2 separate regions of the Mus musculus genome follow, and region 1 is linked to region 2. A link is a contact called in ENCODE Hi-C or POLR2A ChIA-PET data. All regions are on one chromosome and are shown on one strand. The core of a region is the stretch at or near the end of the contact, and the rest is flanking DNA. Distances in the headings are between cores, read along the strand shown.

The links. Hi-C counts contacts between places; a loop is a spot of excess contacts on that map. ChIA-PET counts read pairs that join two places held with the same protein, here RNA polymerase II (POLR2A).
Region 1: a map of heart shows a loop between it and region 2 (2.0-fold over the local background). The contact joins two enhancer-like sites. A Hi-C loop is called at or near these places in 13 of 37 maps with a recorded cell type or tissue (Patski, T-helper 17 cell, gastrocnemius and 4 more). POLR2A ChIA-PET finds 5 or more read pairs at or near these places in 2 of 5 experiments (Patski and embryonic stem cell).

Annotation. Positions count from the first base shown.
Region 1 is chr8:15,026,062-15,031,048 of GRCm38, forward strand. It overlaps Kbtbd11 (kelch repeat and BTB (POZ) domain containing 11), which reads left to right. Exons shown (of 2, transcript NM_029116.2): 2 at 590-4,987. The coding sequence starts at 1,342. The coding sequence ends at 3,243. Among named protein-coding and RNA genes, the nearest start is that of 5830468F06Rik, 7.0 kb to the left of the region's middle. Within about 2 kb of position 1,715, at least 1 of the 3 ENCODE cell types and tissues checked has a DNase peak (open chromatin) inside an H3K27ac peak, as active enhancers do; it is heart, where a contact is called at or near this core.
Region 2 is chr8:14,988,953-14,994,150 of GRCm38, forward strand. Arhgef10 (Rho guanine nucleotide exchange factor (GEF) 10) reads left to right here. Exons shown (of 29, transcript NM_172751.3): 27 at 2,108-2,282. Gm35149 (a long non-coding RNA gene) reads right to left here. Exons shown (of 2, transcript XR_001778521.2): 2 at 5,182-5,198. Among named protein-coding and RNA genes, the nearest start is that of Gm35149, 5.0 kb to the right of the region's middle. Within about 2 kb of position 3,944, at least 1 of the 3 ENCODE cell types and tissues checked has a DNase peak (open chromatin) inside an H3K27ac peak, as active enhancers do; it is heart, where a contact is called at or near this core.

The DNA of each region.
Region 1 (4,987 bases), core at 465-2,964, 35 kb after region 2:
ACACTCGAACCATCTCAGCACTTGTGTAATGGTGTGTGTGTAGAGCAGGTTATGACACATGTAAGGAGAGCACCTGAATGCGTCTTCTCCCTTGCCTAGGGGGACAAGTGATTCTCTACATAAGTGTCAGGCCGAGCCGGCTCTGCTCTTCCTAGTCAACCTCTTCAGAAGGCTAGAATACAGCTGGACCACAACAACCTGCCCCTCAGATCGCCAGCAAGGCAGAGGCCAGTGTGTGCCAGGGCAGGAGAACTCCGCCTAGTGTTCTTAGGGATTCAGACACCCACCCATACCTTCTTTGGTTGCCTTCATGCTATTTGGCAGTTGCCTTTCTGAGGAAGAGACTTGATTGCAATAATGACCACACAGGGGTAGCAGGTGGAGCCTCAGGGAGCATGAACTGGGTTCTTTTTAGTCCTGCGCCTGGAGGAAGGCTGAGTGATTATGTATTCCCTGTCCACCAAACTCCAGTGGTGATCAGACACGTGGCCACCAGACTAGGGTGCTAACTGCAACTGGCGGAGGGCCTGGGTTTTAAAAGCGTTTCACTCAACAATGAAACTCAAATCTTCCCTCTTTCCTTCTGCAGACAGGAGCAAGAATGTGGAGAGTGATGTGGGAAACCTGACGTGGAAGGAAGCAGCAGAGGCTCCAGATGACAAATGAGGAAAACCTGGGCACACACAGTAACTGCCTTTCCAGACACTCGCCCATAGGTGGAGTGGTTTCCTAGGTGATCCGTGTGGGCTTGAAGCTGCCACCCTGATTCAGACAGCCTCAGCTGAATTCTGGGCTGCATAACTGGAGTCTGTAGAACAGAGCTGAAGCTAAGGATTTAAATGTGGTCACCGTCCCTGGAGGATTTGTTGGTCCTGGGTCTACAGTACTGTGATACAAGGTGACTCAGTGGGTTCACACAGAGTCCAAGGAAGGGCATGCTGTGGACCAGACACACTTAACCTCAGTTCTCCAAAGGAGCAACACAAGGGAGCCTCAGCTCAGGTCTGTCGGATGTGCAAACTGCAAAAAAAACAAAACAAAGCAAAGCAAAAACCCCAAAACCCTTGTTGCTACCAGGCTGGGTCACCTCCGCCCCAACGGATATAGCCTGAGTTGAGGTTCCTCTTTCGAAAGTTCAGAGAGTTGGGCGAGTCCTCCTCACAAGAGAGGAGAGTGGGAAGGGCAAGGTGGGAGTGGCGTGATCAGGGGGTGGACATATGTGAAATCTGATCCGGTGCCAAGGAAAGGGTATGTGCTGCCAGAGACCCCAGGGCAAACCTCAGACTTCACCAGGCATGTCTAGCTCCTGAGCTGGCCGACTGCACACAACACAACCCACTCATGGAGAACTCGGTGGCGCCTTTCGTCCTCTACTCGGGGACTGAGCCTAGGACTCCTGGAGAGGACAGCCTCCCTCTGCCAGCCGAGGAAGAGGGCGCTGCGTCCACAGCGCAGACACCCTGCAGTCTCAGCGCCTCATTGTGCTTCAGCTCCGGGGACGACTCCCCGCCGCAGTCTCGCGCCTCTGCCGCGGAGGGCTCCGAAGCCTCTCCGCCTTCTCTCCGCAGCGACCTGCGTGTGGTGGAGACGCAGTGGGATGTCAGCAGCGCCGCGTCCCCAGAGTCCCCGGAGGAGTGCGCGCGCCCGGAAGAGCCCGCGTCGCCGGAGGATCCCCCTTCCCGACACGAGCACGCGCGTCCCGTGGAACTCGAGTCTTTGGACGAGCTTGGGGAGCCCGTGCCTGTGCCGCCCGGGGTCGGGTCGGTGCACGGAGAACCCGACCTGGTCATCGAGGTGGCCGGTCGCCGACTACGGGCGCATAAGGCGGTGCTGGCCGCACGCAGCGACTACTTCCGCGCGCGCGCATCCCGGGACGTGCTGCGGGTGCAAGGCGTGAGCTTCACTGCCCTGCGGCTACTGCTGGCCGACGCATACAGCGGGCGCATGGCGGGCGTGCGGCCCGACAACGTGGCCGAGGTGGTGGCCGGCGCGCGCCGCCTCCAGCTGCCCGGCGCTGCGCAGCGCGCCACCGAGGCCATGGCGCCGCAGCTGAGCCTGGACAACTGCTACGAGGTGCTGAGCGCAGGCAAGCGGCAGCGGCTGACCGAGCTGCGCGACGCCGCCTACCGCTTCATGAGCGACCACTACCTGGAGGTGCTGCGCGAGCCCGCCGTATTCGGCCGCCTGTCCGGTGCAGAACGCGATCTGCTGCTGCGGCGCCGCCTGTGTACCGGCCGCGCTTGTCTGCTGGCCGCTGCGCTCGGGACAACCGGGGAGCGCTCTGGCAGTCGACCGCAGAGCCCGTCCGGGGACGCAGAGTCGCGCGGGGACGCGGCCGTTTATTGCTACCAGGCGGAGGCCGGGGAGTGGCGCGAGCTGACCCGGCTGCCCGAGGGCGCGCCAGCGCGCGGCTGCGGCCTCTGCGTGCTCTTCAACTACCTCTTCCTGGCGGGCGGTGTGGCTCCTGCGGGTCCCGATGGCCGCGCGCGCCCGTCGGACCAGGTGTATTGCTACAACCCGGTCACCGACTCCTGGAGTACTGTGCGGCCGCTGCGCCAGGCACGCTCGCAGGTGCAGCTGCTGGCCCTGGACGGCCACCTGTATGCCGTGGGTGGCGAGTGCCTGCTCAGCGTGGAGCGCTACGACCCGCGAGCTGACCGATGGACGGCGGTGGCCCCGCTTCCCCGTGGCGCCTTCGCAGTGGCCCACGAGGCTGCCACCTGTAACGGAGAGATTTATGTGTCCGGGGGCTCACTCTTCTACCGCCTGCTCAAGTACGACCCCCGGCGCGACGAGTGGCAGGAGTGCCCATGCAGCAGCAGCCGAGAGCGCTCTGCCGACATGGTGGCCCTCGACGGCTTCCTCTATCGCTTTGACCTGTGTGGGAGCCGTGGGGAAGCTCAGGCTGCAGTCGGTTCAGGTGGCGGGGTCAGCGTTTTCCGCTACCATTGCCTGGCCAAGCAATGGAGCCAATGTGCTGTACACCTGAGGCCCCCTGGCGCACCCGCAGGCCTCCAGCCCTTTCGTTGTGTTGCCCTGGATGGTACCATCTACTGTGTGAGCCGCGCCGGGACCTGGCGTTTCGTGCCTTCTCAGGACACCGAGGCTGGCAGCGATATGGGACCTGGTGGCAGCTTTGAGCCCGAGCCCCTGGGATCCCCCCTGGATGTCCGGGGCGTACTCTTTCCATTTGTACTCAACCTGCCTGAGAAGCCGGACCGCGGGGAGCAGGGTGCAGTCTAGGACAGGATCGGCTGGGCAGCTCCACTGTCCAGCATTTGAGGGGACGGGGGTGCTCAAAAGAGTGGGCTAGCCCCCAAACCCCCAGTGGGGGAGGAAGGGCAAAGATGTCTCAGGAATAGAGGAAGCAGAAAGGCCAGGCTGCTGGCCATAGTGCATCATGCAAACGCTTTGAGAGTAAAAGAAGCTTCGCTGGCTCTGAAGACATTTTCCCAATGCTGTTTTAAGCCCCGCTTTGCCGTGCTGGATTCTGCTCTTGCTTCGCTTGTTTAGTGAGGGGTTCATAGTTTAAAGTGTGGGAAGATACAGATAAGCCCATCCCTAAGGGAAGAGGTAGAAGAGGCCACAGATAAAGTAGGATGCAGGTGCGGACTCAGGTGTAATGAGGAGCCTGTCCAGTCCCCTCCTTACCAGTGAATGCAAGACTCTCAAACCTGAATGGGGTCCTAAAAGTAGGCTAGGTATCCTTGCAACAGCAGAGAAAAGGCCAAACCCCGCTAGGAGGTTTAAAATGATAACTTATACGATCTGCGTGAGACCCAAAACGTTCACCCAGTGGTTTGCAAGTTTTTTGTAGGCTCAACTTCAAAAAGTAATTTGTCAAGTACTGAAGGCGAATCACTTGACCAGTCGAATTGCCTTTGTTAATGGTAATGTTAGCAAGCAGCATGCTGAACCGGAGAGGACAGGAAGCAAGGGTGGAAAGACCTCAGGTCAGGAGGCTCTGGTAGCTCTGCGTGCTCACCTACTTTCCTGTCTTAGAATGAACTAGGGCATTTTTCCCCCCTCTCCCTAGAACAAGGAAGTTAAAATCATGTTTTGACAGTTGCATGCTCTGAACTCTCTGCTTGGTGATGTTTTGAATGTATCTTCTGTGATTCCAATGATGGAGATGAATTTACAACCATCTCGAAGGTGGTGTGTGTGGGGTGGGGTGATATGGAGGAGGAAAAGGAGAAACACCTGAGTTTTGAGTGTAGTTTAGCAAGTAAGTGACATTTAACTTCCAAAGTTACCCTACTAGAGTCGGAAGGAGACTCATACTTAGACACGGTTGCAAGGACCAAAACCAAGTCCGTTCATTTTCTCCCATGTGTCAGGATGTTGTGCATTTGAGAATACACAGGCAGGGCTTCCCATTTATAAACAAGTTAAGGGCAAAATATGTGCTCCCAGATAACTGGTTTAGATCCCATAGCTAGCCCACTGATTTATAACAGTGGGGCTCCTAAGCATTCGGAGTTTCTGGAACATAGAGGAAACTTCGCATCCACCCTGTCATCTCCATGGAAACCGTTAGCTGGGGGGTGGGGTTGGGGAGGTGGGGGTGGGAACTAGGTTAAGCTTTATAGCCTGCTCTGAAAGGTCACAGTGGAGTGTGTTTGGAAACAGCCAGCTCGGGTCTCCTGCGTGACCCTGGGGGGATGGAGTTTATAGTTCCTGTTTGTATGTTCTGGCCTCTCTGTGCTTGTCCGTGGTTACCCATAAACCAAGGGAATGTCTTGGCAACTCGGTTAATCATCTTAAGAAAAAGAGGCTTCCCATTGCCTGGTTTTATTGGTCTTTGTGAGGGGTGTCCTGGAGAAAGGCTTGCAGACAAGCAAAGGGAGGCAGAGCAAAGGGAGACACCCCGTCATTCCTCAAGCACCAGGCTTATAGAATTCTATCATGTGACTCTTGCCTGAGAAGCCATTCCTCTGAAATTCGAGTTTGGGATGACATGTCCCTAGAGAGGACAGATGTACAT
Region 2 (5,198 bases), core at 2,694-5,193:
AACCCGGTAATGCAAGGCAAACTGTCCTGCCTTGACCTCCACAGAGTAACTGCAATGAGGAAGTGATGCTAATTTCCAGAGCTGGGCAGGTATGAGCTTAGCTGTGTCATGAGAACAGTACACAGAGCAGTCTGACCCTCCGCTGACCCCACGTCCCTTGCTTGGACCAGGCATGAGATTCAGAGCCACCTCTTTCTCCAGTCCCTGGCACTGGATCACAGCCCCCCCCCTGCACCCCCACCAAGGCACCCCAGCTGCCTCAGGGGCAGGGTCCTGGGCAGGGGACGTGCATTCCTTGTGTCTGGATTACAAGCTCTACGTGGAAGGTCCCTGCTTCTTTGTGACCTGAGTTCAATCGCAGTGATCTACCCAATGTGCTAAGGCCAGAGTTACGCAGGAAGCAGAGGTGTCTGTCGATCCAGACTTCCTCCTCCAGTGATGCCTGACTGTGCAGGGTGTGTGTGGGTGGACGGGTGTGCATCTCAGAACCCTGAAGACCATGCCAGCACCGAGACTAGTGGGCAGCAGCCTTCTTCAGCATCCCAGGAAGTGTCCCTGTACCCAGCCTGAGCTCCAGAGTGAAGCAGACAGCCCCTGTGGGGGTGGCAGTGCCGGCCACAGAGTCCATTCTCCGTGCGAAGGCATCTAGGAAGACTGTCCCCAGGGCCGTCCAGTGAACATCAGACAGACCGTGCACAACATGAACCCACAGAGAGGAGTCTGGGGGCCAGGCCAGTGCTAGCGTCTCAGGGCACATAGAGGAAGCTGTGTGTTGGCATGGCAACAGCGTAAGTGAACACACAAAGAGGACTCAGGGGCCCGCCTCCTCCTCTGCCCACACAGAGTTGACTGTTATTACCTGAGATGCTGGGGTTGGGCTGAGTGGGTGTTGTCGGGTTGGACGGAGGAGAATTTGCTAAGCTATAGTCTTGAATACAGAATCCCTAAGGAATCTGGGACAACACTGGCAGATTAAAAAAATCAAACAAAACATCAACAACAACAAGAAAACCTAAAATTCAGCAAGGTCGGAGGTTACAAGATCAATATCCAAAAATCAATCTAGTTTGTGTGTGCCAGCATCAAGCAGCCTGAAAAACAGGCCGAGGAGACAAGGTTGGGAGACATCCCCATACAGCTCCTAACCTGGGTTCTGCCACCACAGACAAGCAAAGCCACTCCTACCCTGGAATCTTCCATTGAAATGAGATACAGTTAATGCAGGCTGTAGCTTAGCTCAGCCCAGCTCTTCTGGGAGCATCTGTGTGGGTGTGGGTTACTGCAACCTTGGCAAGCCTGTTGCCTCTGCGATTGATGGGTCATGTGCTGCGCACCCTTGTTCTCTTAGGACACAGAGCTATGTCTGTCCCCGTCTCTCCCCTCACCCCCACCCCTGAGCATTTTAAGTTGTTGAGATTTAGAGAGGCAAGATTGATGCTGACTGTGAATTACTTGACTTTCTGTGGTGCTGTTACGCCGCACCTTGGCTTGGCTTTGGCCTCTACACCCCCTCTGGTCTCAAGATGACCGTATAGCTGAGGTGTGCCAGCAAGGCCTTGTGCGGTAACGATGCCGTGAGGGTGCCCATTGGGGAATGAGTGCCCTGTGGGCAGGGCTGCTTGCTTCAGGCAGGGCTCAAGGGAAGCAACCCTAGGACTGTTACGTCTGAGGGAGAGCGGCAGGCTTTATCTGGATTGGAGAGAAGGACCTCCTCCCAGGTACCCACGGCTGTGCTGCTCAGTGGGCTGGGTCTCCTTAGGGATCTAAGCCAGCAGCCATTCGCCCTGTAGCCCCTTTCATGTTGTGTTGAGTTTGTTCTCTCAGCTTGTGAAGGTACCATGATAAAAGGCAAGTAGCGTTGGGTTCTGTGAGTGACTTGCCTGCTCGGGGAAGCCTCAAGAGCGTTGTGCCCACGGGTGCTATTCTGTGGCTGTGAACGGAGGCCACTGCTCTGACAGTCACGGGTTTGATCTCTACCCAGACCCCATGATCCCCAGGAGTGACTCAGCCTAGCCCCGCCGTGTGGCATCTTTGCCCTCAGCACTGTTGTAGACTCTGGCTGTACCCCTCGATACCCTGTGTGACCTCATTTCCTCCATTCCCCCAGAATCAGCTGGAGGCCCACCAAGATGAAGGGATGGTCATCTCCCACATGGCTGTGGCTGGCGTTGGCATCTGGATTGCCTTCACCTCGGGGTCCACCCTCCGCCTCTTCCACACAGAGACCTTGAAGCACCTGCAGGATGTCAACATTGATGCCCCTGTGCATAGCATGCTGCCAGGTACTGCCCCCAGGAAGGCAGGGTTCTAATGTCCTTGTCCCTCATACAGCCTGCAACCGGGTCCCTCAGAAGGAAGGGGAAAGGGCAGCAGATGTTCAAGGGACATCAGCTGCTAAGGCACACATAGCCAATGTGGACCATAGCCCCTGGGTGTTCACATGTGCCCTGTGTGTATAGGCGCACAGCTACTGTGTGTAGTACTTGGCATGGCTTCATGTGTGAGCATGTATATGAACATGTAGCCTGTAAAGACAGGTATACATCCTGTCTACAAATATAATGAAGACTGCATTAATGGCCACAGTGGACCACATAGTGGCACCAGAGGCAAGACCGGGAAAAATAAATCGTCCTAAATATATCCATGGCCAATAGGAATCACTGAAAACTTTGAACAGGGAGAGGAGAGAGGCCATGCCAGGGTGGATTTGGGGAGGATGGTCTTGTAGGGAGAGGCTCAAGTGCATCTTGCTGGCCCTTTGTCCACAGGGTTCTGCCTAACAGGCTGCAGGGGGAGCGTGGGAGAAAGATGGGAACAGTGAGCACAGTAATGGGCGGAGTTAGAAAGTAAGTGATGGGCGTGGGGGCGTGGCCACTTGTCAACTCATGTGTTGGATAGCGTTTGCTAAGCCATTCCAGGCGCCTTGGAAAAGCATAACAACAACTCAGGGGTCATGATGCCGACATGAGGAGTGATGGGGAGGCAGAGAGGCAAGACAGGTGCCAACTGATAAGATCTGCTGAGACCTGAGGACACAAGGCATCTAGGGCTGCTGACCAGCATTTCCCTGTGGGATTGGCCGCTGACCGTTTTTTTTTTTTTTTTTTAGATAATTGTAGGCTATTTTATTTCGTTAGGAATATGGAGGGTTTTTTTTTTAAATACATGTTATTTTTAGAAAACAAAAGTGATTCAGCATCAAGGCTGCCCCCCGCCCCCAGCATGCTTCTGTGGATCATCTGGACAGGTGTTTGCTGTTGGCATCTGTCCTCGCCCTTAGACAGAAACCGTGTCAGAGTCACCAGCCGCCAGCACATGCTTGCATCCGGCCAGAGAATGCCCTGCACTCTCTATTGACATGGGAAGGGACAGGAGTTAGATTGTTCTGGGGCCCAGATCCTGACTCTGGTGCCCTGTGGCCTCCAGGGAAGCAGCTGTGGTTGCCATGGTTCCTGGAATCCTGAGAACCAACCACAGGAATGTGTGGGGTCACACAGTGCCTCCATCTGAGGGCAGGGGAAGGGGTGGGTGGGTGAGGGTGGGGGCTGCCTTGTGTTCATCTGCCTGCAGTTTCTGTCAGAGACTGGGAGAAGGAGGCATTGGCCAGTGAGTGAAGTGTGTGTGTGTGTGTGTGTGTGTGTGTGTGTGTGTGTGTGAGTGTGTGTGTGTTTATGAAAATAATCCTCGTACATGATACAGTGCAATGGAACAGCAAGACCATCAGGTGAACAGTGAGGCAGCTGTGAGGCTCTCCATCTTGCCGACCCTCTGTTAACTGGTGTTTCCCATGACCTCGGTGTGTACCTAATTTAAAAAAAATGACCTGTGGGCTGCTCTCCTCTGTCCGGCTTCCGAGCAGATCCACTGGCAATCCTTGCTACTGACTCAGGCCAGCAGGGTGCGTACGAACGTGCGAGGGCACACTTGCCCACTTCCTCTCCCCTGCCTGGTACTGACCCGGTGTGGGTACAGGCTCCTCCCTCCCAGGCAGGCAGCCAGTGCTGACTGGGAAACACTGACTAACCGGCCGGCTCGGGTGTGCAGTGTTCTGTCTGTAGCTGAGGTGCACTGCAGGGCACTCTTGTGTTTCTTTCCGCTCGCCTGTAGCCATGGCTGCCCCTCCTCAGCCTCCTGCTCTGCTTCCAGTTGGCCAAGCATTGACTGTTCCCAACCTTCCCTACAAAGCCTGGCCCTCCTTGGCACCACCAGATTCATGGGACTGTTTTCCATTTTCCAGAGGCCCACCCACCTCACCGATCAAAGGGCATGCCAGAGTCTCTTGAAAGTGTTATGGTTTGAATATAGCACTGCCCCTTGACAGCCTGTGGGTTTAAGGTTAGGGACAGTTGGACCATGAGGGCTCTGGCCTAATCCAACGGTGGCTTCATACTTCAATGGTGTTGAGAGGTAGAGGAAACTAGGAAATGGGGTGTAGTTAGAGGAGGCGTGTTGCTGGAGGAATGCCTTGGACACATGCCCCCCACCCCACTCCTCCACACAGCTCCTAACCTTTCTCAGCTATCATGAGATGAACAGCTTTCCTCCACACACCCTTCTGTCATATGCTGGCTTGCCAGCAGCATAGAAGCCATGGAACTACTGAAAGCATGGGCCGGAGTCATTTGTCCTTTTAAGTTGCTAATGTCAGGTATTTGGTCACAGCCGTGGACGATGGACTGATAGAAGTCATGTTGGACACAGCAGGGGTGGGGGAGACCCTCTGTCACAGATTTTGATCTGCTTCTGTGTAGCTCGTTGTGCTTCTTATTCGTGTGTGGGTGGGACAGACAGGTGTGTCAGACCAGAATGGACTGGGAAGCCTGGGGCTGAAGGGAAGACATTCTGCAGTGTCTTGTGCCAGCTATTAAGTGGCTTCCACTCCACCTTTGGGAGGCCTTATCAGGCTCTCAGCCTCCAGTGTTCTTCCAGTGGTCTTGTGGAGCTATCCCCAGCCTGGCCACTAGGGAAGACTAACCCAGTCGAACTCTGCCTGAACGAGAACCCCCGTTCTGTCTCCCATGTCCAACAGTAGTTCCTAGCATCCCAGAACATGCCTGGTGGGCTGTCTGATCTCTGGCACACACACACACACACACACACACACACACACACACACACACACACACACACACAAACGCTGTGGTTTAGATAGAATAAAGACAGTGTTTCAGAGCAGTGTTCACCGCAGCCTGAGT